2 separate regions of the Homo sapiens genome follow, and region 2 is linked to region 1. A link is a loop called in an ENCODE intact Hi-C map of the cell type or tissue named here. Cell type or tissue: gastrocnemius medialis. All regions are shown on one strand.

Region 1 (4,000 bases):
ATCTCTGTCACCCAGGCTGGAATGCAGTGGCACGATCTCCACTTACTGCAACCTCTGCCTTCTGGGTTCAAGCAAGTCTTATGCCTCAGTCTACTGAGTAGCTGCGACTACAGACATGTACCACCACGCTGGCTAATTTTTGTACTTTTAGTAGAGATGGGATTTCGCCATGTTGGCCAGGCTGGTCTCGAACTCCTGACCTCAAGTGATCTGCCTGTCTCGGCCTCCCAAAGTGCTGGGATTATAGGTGTGAGCCACTGTGCCGGCAGTGAAGGGGCTTGTTCTGACCCTGAGCTTGCCAGCCTCTGCATGTCTTTACCACACCCCTCCTGCCCACACCCAGCACCCCCTTACGTTCCCTAGTTCACCTGTCAGGGCCTTTCCCTGAGTGATCGGTTCTGCCAGGCGCCCTGCTCTTGTCCCTGTCCCCTCTTCTGGGACGTCCCTCCTTGACTTCCACGCACAGCATGGACACATGGGTGTGCAGAAGTGGAAAGGGGTACTCGGTGCACAGATATCATATGGCATTTTGCAAGCCATGAAGCAGGGCCCCACCCCAGTGGGCTGTTGGTCACTGTGGGTCCCACTGTCTGCTGTTGTGTTTGAAAATAGCCTCTGGCCTTATGCCTCTCCACCTAAGCACATAATGTATGACGTGGGTTCTTAAAACTTGGAATCAGTTAAAATGTATCTTATTTTAAACAAAACTAATCCATGCTATTAGAAGTCAGGAAAGCAATTACCCTAGGGTGGGGCTTCCAGGGTGCTGGGGATGTTCTGATTTTTGATCTGGGTGTTGGTTTCTTCGGTCTTTTCAGTTTATGAAAATCCATCGAAGTTTTCTGTGTGTATATTACCCTCCAATAAAAATGTCAAAACTGTTTTGTTTCGGTAATTTCCTCTTTCACCCCTATATCCCTTGACATACCTGTAGATACAGAACTGTAAAACCTAAGGCAACAATGCCCAGGCTAAATAATTCATAATCCAATTCCATAAGTGCCATTTACTCTGTGCTGGGCCCTGTGCTGGGGGCCCAGGGGACTGAATCAACCACAGCCCAGTCCTCCAGAAACTCCTGGTCTGTGGGGATGGGGAAATGCAGCCTAGCATGGGGTGGAGAGGTCATAAAAGCAGATCCAAGAGGAGGGGATGTCACTGCTTTCTAGAGAATCATAAAGCCAAGAGGGACATAGGGGCATAACAGAGATCAACAGGTTACTTGAGGGTTTGGTATATGCCGGCCGTTTCTGTTCTAAATGCTTTTCCATGTGGTGGCTAACTTAATCCTCAAAGTAACAGGAACACCGGGAGGTAGGTACTATCATTTTCACCTTTTCACAGTGAGGAAAGAATCACAGAAGAGCCAGGTAACCTATCTAAGTATAATCAGCCAGAAAGTGGGAGAGATAAGACTTGAACCCAGGCTGTCAGCTTCAGAACTCAACTCGTGCTCAGCCTCCAGGCTAAACTGTGCTGTGGGGAAAATAATGTTCAGTTAAATGCCCAAATACACAACGAGGCTCGACATACAGATGTGCTCCATGAACAATGGCTACTACTGACAATAAGAAAGAAACAACCTATTAGAGAAAAAGTTAACCTGAAACTGAACATGACGCCTTTTGCTCATTCATTAAGATCGGCCACGCCGCCTTCCGGGAACTGGATGCCCCCGGGAGCTCAGCCATACCCTAAGAAAAGGAGATTTTGTAGCTGGGCCTGAAGGATAAACTGAGCGGATTGGGTCAGGTGAGCTGTGAGGGAGGGTGCACCCAGCAGAGAGAGCAATAGTGGCAAAAGCCCAGAGGTGCAAAAATGTGTGTGTTTGCAAGCTTAGCTGGGCAGAGCTCGCGATTCAGAGGCGCTTCAGCCTTCTCCCTCTTAAAAACTGGACCTCGGGCGCCACCTGGTGGCGACCTCTGATACTAATAGGGCAGAAACAACCAGCTGGGGCAAAAGTTCCCCACACCCTTCTCTCCTGGACCATTTGTTCCTCCTGTCTCTTTCCCCACAAATGGATTTGCTGTAAAATGGACTTTTACAGCTGTTAACGTCAATTTAAAAATTTAAAAAGTCAATTGACTTTGACAGCTGTAAAAGTCCATTTTACAGCAAGTCCATCTGGGGGAAAGAGACAAGGTGTTGGGATGTGGATGGGATGGGAGTGGTGAAGACATGGTGAGGTCAGTGTCAAAACAAGCCCCTTCCCGGCCGATCGCAGTGTCTCACGCCTGTAATCCTAGCACTTTGGGAGGTCGAGATGGGTGGATCATTTGAGGTCAGGAGTTTGAGACCAACCTGGCCAACATGGCGAAGCCCTGTCTCTATTAAAAGTACAAAAATTAACCCGTGTGGTGGGGAGTGCCTGTAGTCCCAGCTACTCGGGAGACTGAAGCATGAGAATCGCTTGAACCCAGAAGGCAGAGGTTGCAGTAAGTGGAGATCGTGTCACTGCACTCCAGCCTAGGCAACAGGGTGAGACCCTGTCTCAAAAACAAAAACAAAACAAGCTCTTTCCCATATAGCTTCAGGGGTCCCCAGGAGGGTTTTAAACAGAGGACTGACATGGTCAGACTTCTATTAGAGAAAGAACACTCTGAGCATTGAGAAATAACAACTAAGGTAAAATTTTAATTTAAAAGTACATTGATTTTCCAGTTATTAAGGCAACGCGTGCTCATTGTAGAAAATGTGGAAATTATAGAAAAGAATAAAGAAGAAAATAAGTCACCCTTAATTCCATCACCCAGAATAACCACTACTAATATTTTGGCATATCTGCCTCCAGTGTTTTTCCCTGCATATAATTTTCACAGAGCTGAGGATTAAACTCGCTGGTGTTTAAATGTATGTTGAGTATTTTTGTGGACAAAGTCTTGGTGTGTGAATAAGTGTGGGTGTTGGGAGCTGGTGCTGGTGTCAGACCACTCTGAGTTTGAATCCTGTCTTTGCCTTTACTAGCTGTGACTTGGGCAAGCGCCTTCTCTTCTCGGAGTAGTAGCCATTTCCTTCACCATCTGTAAAATGTGATTAACAATGGGACCCATCCCAGAGCTGGTTTACAGATTAAATGACATGATGTATGCAAAATGCTTAGGACAGTGCCTGTCGCAGAGAGGTTACTCACCAGTAACAGATTACTACCTAAAGCTTTGTCTTTCCGACTCTTATCAGCAGTCTCTAGAAATGAGATTGATTTCAAGGTTCAAGGATATGAAGAGCCACAAGGTTGTTACGGTTTGCCAAAACTGAGTGGAAAATTTTAAGCAAGATCTCGTGTCTCCGGCACCACAGCTGTTCTCATTTGTCTCTATATTCTTCCAGGCCCTGTTTACGCAGAGCACTTTTTAAGCATTGTAATTGCAATGCTTGCACCAGTTCCCTTAATGTTACATCATCAACATTTTCCTAAGCGGCTGAAGCTGTCATTGACAGCGTTTGCTATCATTCACTTAACCATTTTTTAATTGTTGACTATCTGGGCAGTCTAATTTTTCATTCATTCATTCATTCATTCATTCATTCATTCATTCAACAGTTCCAGAATGCCTACTCTGTGCCAGGCACTGAACTAGGCACTAGGATATTGTGGTCAGCAAGAACAACACACCCTTTATATTCTGGCACCCAGACTCTGGCTGGCAAGACAGGCTATAACAAGTAAACAAACAAGTAACACTCCAACTGTAAACTATGGTGAGTGCTGGGAAGGAAAAGGAGAGAACTCCCGGAGAACTTTATTTTCACATTTGTGTATTTTTTGGAAGTAATCCTAGTCCTGAAATCTAACCTGCTTTTGCTTCTTAGCAGACACAGCTAAAGCTTTTCTTGAAGAAGTCTCATGTGGGTTTGGATTTTCCACTAACACATTTTAGAATTTCCTGAGAAGTCAAGGGTGCCATGGTATTCAAAGACCTGACAGTCGGGCTCAAGTGGGCCTTGTTTCCTTTCTTTTCTCCCTTGCTCAGAGGCTTGTATTTCAACTGGTCCAGTCTGC
Region 2 (4,000 bases), 52 kb before region 1:
GATGGACTATTACTAGATGGACTATTACTAGATGGACTAGATGCTCTTTGTGATCTCTTCCAGCCTCATCTTCTGTGACTCCGTAGTCCTCTGGGAGTTTTATTTATCCTTTAATTTAATTTAATTTAATTTAATTTTTTTTTTTTTTGAGACAGAGTCTTGCTCTGTCACCCCGGCTGGAGTGCAGTAGCATGATCTTGGCTCACTGCAACCTCTGCCTCCTGGGTTCAAGCAATTCTCATGCCTCAACCTCCCTAGTAGCTGGGATTACAGGTGTGCACCACCACGCCCAGATACATCTCTAGTATCTTTACTAAAGACAAGCTTTCACCATGTTGGCCAGGCTGTTCTTGAGTTCCTGGCCTCAAGTGATCTGCCTGCTTTGGCCTCCCAAAGTGCTGGGATTACCTGTATGAGCCACTGTGCCCAGCCTTATATATCTATTAATTTTATTCCAGCAGCAGAAACTCAGCAAAGCTCTCCAGAGTTGGTTCCTCTCCCTGCATCCCAGAAGACTCCATCCTTCTCTACACCCCTTTTCTCTCTACCATAAATAAAGATTCTATTAGGGGTGCCATTTCTTCTGCTCTAAAATGGGAATATTAATCTCTTCATGAGACTATTGTAAAAGTGAAGAAAATAATATATGTGAAAGAGCTTTGCGTTCTCTAAATCACCATAGATTTTAAAGAATCGCTGGGCGAGGTGGCTTATGCCTGTAATCCCAGCTACTTGGGAGGCTGAGGCAGCAGAATCGCTTGAGCCTCGGAGGCCGAAGTTGCAGTAAGCCGAGATCGCGCCACTGCACTCCAGCCTGGGGAATGGGAGTGAAACCCTGTCTCAAAAAAAAAAAAAAAAATTATTATTATGACAGTGTTTAATTTTCTTGGTAAAGTCAGAACAGTGCTACTTTTGTGTTCTCTATTCTGACCCGCATGAGGTAAAGCTGAGAAAGTGGTATTCTGGTTCACAGTCTGTGGCCTTTGTCCCATCTTTCCTTTCCTAGGTGAAAATTAGTTCTGCTGTGCTTAAAGCTGCGGCCCATCACTATGGAGCTCAATGTGATAAGCCCAACAAGGAGTTTATGCTCTGCCGCTGGGAAGAGAAAGATCCGAGGCGGTGTTTAGAGGAAGGCAAACTGGTCAACAAGTGTGCTTTGGACTTCTTTAGGTAAAAATCTTTGGTATCAGTGCCTACTTGGTTGAAGCATAAAGGTTTAAATGAATAAGTGAACAGCCAGCTAATAATCTGGATTTTATTAGGAAGTACATAGGCTTTGAAATCAGACCAAGGTAAAACATTCAAAGGATGATAATTATTTTTGGTTTTGTTTTTATTATCTGGCAAGTTCTTTTATCTCCATGAATCTCAGTTTCCAAATTGTAAAATAATACCTATCTAGGTTTGCTAAGCAAGTGACTGGTGACCATTTTTGCTACAGCAAGGGGAAAGTCTTTTTGCTGTGAAAAATTTGAAAAGGCACGTAAAACAACCTATCACAGTCCTTTTTAAGCAGGCATTCACTAGGTTGTTGTCATTACTACAGAACACAGGTATGATGGAAAGAAAACTGTATGCGGAGTTAGGTTTTACGTAGGTCATTGTGCATGATACTTAAGTAAAAAAAAACTAAGCTGTGTAATTGTAGGAAAATGTTTTAACAAGCATATTAGCACTCTATTTAAAAGGAGAGAAAGTCAACTCAAAGGAAATTGGCTCTTGTAACTCTGAAGTCCAGAAATAGGCCTGGCATCAGGCAGGGCTGGATTCAAGGGCTTAAATAATTTCACAACTACTTGATGTCTTTTTGCCTCTCCTCTTTTCACAATCTCTTAGTTCTGGTTTTCTCTGTTGACCTCATTTTGGAAAGACTCTCACCTTGCTGTACCAAAAATGGCCACCAGCCACTCGAGTTGCTGTTCTGTTGATACTTGCTTAGCAAACCTAGACAAAGTGTGCCCTTTATCCAGAAGTGAGCAGAAGCTCCTGGACTGAGTCTAATTGTCCTGGCTGGCGGACTTCGTATACATATCATTGCATCACTTGTGCTTCAGGAGATAAAAAGCTCTGATTGCTCAGGCCTGAGATGGGGAGTGGACTTAGCTTCATCCAAACCACATTGCTGAGAGACAGGGAGGGGTTGTTCCCAAAGGAAAATTAGAAGGATGTTACGGAAGAATGGGGAATGACTGCTGGCTAGGCAGAAACCACCGATGTCCACTACAATGAAGTTAGAGAAAAAAAATAGATACCTTAGCACAGTAGCTGCTTTCCTCCTTTCTTGCTTCTGCTGTCTCTGTCCCTATGCAAAGATATTTTTGTGGTTATAATCATAGTATGTATACATTGAGAAATTCATTTTTCACTTGATATTATTGGAAACACTCTTCGAAGTTGCTATATAGTCTTCATGATCATCTTTTTTTTTTTTTTTTTTTTTTTTGAGACGGAGTCTCACTCTGTTGCCCAGGCTGGAGTGCAATGGTGTGATCTTGGCTCACTGCAACCTCTGCCTCCTGGCTTCAAGCGAGTCACATGTCTCAGCCTCCTGAATAGCTGGGTCTACAGGCCTGCGCCACTATGCCTGGCTAATTTTTTTGTATTTTTGGTAGAGATGGGGTTTCAGCATGTTGGCCAGGCTGGTCTTGAACTCCTGACCTCAAGTGATCCGCTCTCCTTGGCCTCCCAAAGTGCTGGGATTGCAGGTGTGAGCCACCGCACCTGGCCGTGATCATCATTCTTAATGGTTATATATTATTCCATCAGTGGATAAACCAACCATAACGTACCTGACCAATTCCTGTTATTGAACATCATTGTTGATTTCAGTTTTTGATTATTTTGGATAAATCTGCAGTGATTACCTTTGCGTATAGATCATTTTCATCAGTTAATAATTCCTTGGCATAAATTTCCTAACAGTGAGTTTACTCTATAAAGGGCTTTGAACATCATTATGGCTCTTGAACTGTATTGCTTTTTTTTTTTTTTTTTTTTTTTTTTTGTGATGGGGTGTCACTCTGTCGCCCAGGCTGGAGTGCAGTAGCACGATCTTGGCTTACTGCAAGCTCCGCCTCCCGGGTTCGCGCCATTCTCCTGCCTCAGCCTCCCGAGTAGCTAGGACTATAGGGCACCCAGTACCACGCCCAGCTAATTTTTTGTATTTTTAGTAGAGACGGGGTTTCACCATGGTCTCAATCTCCTGATCTCGTGATCCACCTGCCTTGGCCTCCCAAAGTGCTGGGATTACAAGCGTGAGCCACCGTGCCCAGCAAATGCTTTTGTTTTTTAAATGTTGGATCAATTTATGCTGTCCTCAGCGCTGGATTCTGGTATGCATAGTATTTAAATATTTGGGAGGTGCAAATATTTTTGGATGTTTCAATTTGCATTGATTTGATTGCCAGCGAGATTGAGTCTGTGTGTGTGTTTATTTAAACAATTTTTCTTTTTTTTTTGAGACAGAGTCTCACTCTGTCACCCAGGCTGTAGTGCTGTGGCGTGATCTTTGTTCGCTGCAACCTCTGCCTCCTGGGTTCAAGCGATTCTCGTGCCTCAGCCACCTGAGTAGCTGGGATTACGGGTGTGTGCCACCTGCCTGGCTAATTTTTGTATGTTTAGTAGAGATGGGGTTTCGCCATGTTGGCCAGGCTGGTCTTGAACTCCTGGCCTCAAGTGATCCGCCTACCTTGGCCTCCCAAGGTGCTGGGATTACAGGCATGAGCCACAGCATCCAGCCTAAACAATTTTTATTTTCTAAGAGAACTTTTGCAAAGCATTTTTTCCATGGTCCAGTGGTAGTACATTTTAAGCGGGGAATGTTTGGATTTCACAAATTCCCAAGGTGAATCCATAGAGGAATTTCTCACTGCTGAAGTTGCTGGTTGTAGGCATTAGTAGATAATTGTTAGGTATGGGTAACAGGGTCCAGAACAGGGATCCATGCTACTAGAGTAGTGGCTTGCAGCCCGTCTGCTGCTGCTGCATTTTGGAGGAATAT

The links. Peaks named below come from ENCODE experiments on the same cell type or tissue, not always from the same donor. Only the 100,000 strongest peaks of a DNase experiment are listed, where the experiment ranks them.
Region 2: a loop joins it to region 1, with 5 times the contacts of the local background. A loop is called at or near these places in 14 of 110 quality-filtered maps.

The regions. Positions count from the first base shown.
Region 1 is chr9:122,097,378-122,101,377 of GRCh38, reverse strand. No RefSeq gene overlaps it. Among named protein-coding and RNA genes, the nearest start is that of TTLL11, 6.1 kb to the right of the region's middle. In gastrocnemius medialis, a CTCF peak has its summit at 1,902 (motif pointing left); a DNase peak (open chromatin) is centred at 1,887; H3K4me3 peaks cover 399 bases; H3K27ac peaks cover 1,099 bases.
Region 2 is chr9:122,149,415-122,153,414 of GRCh38, reverse strand. NDUFA8 (NADH:ubiquinone oxidoreductase subunit A8) reads left to right here. Exons shown (of 4, transcript NM_014222.3): 2 at 1,007-1,170. Among named protein-coding and RNA genes, the nearest start is that of NDUFA8, 8.4 kb to the left of the region's middle. In gastrocnemius medialis, a CTCF peak has its summit at 1,874; a DNase peak (open chromatin) is centred at 1,784; H3K27ac peaks cover 2,544 bases.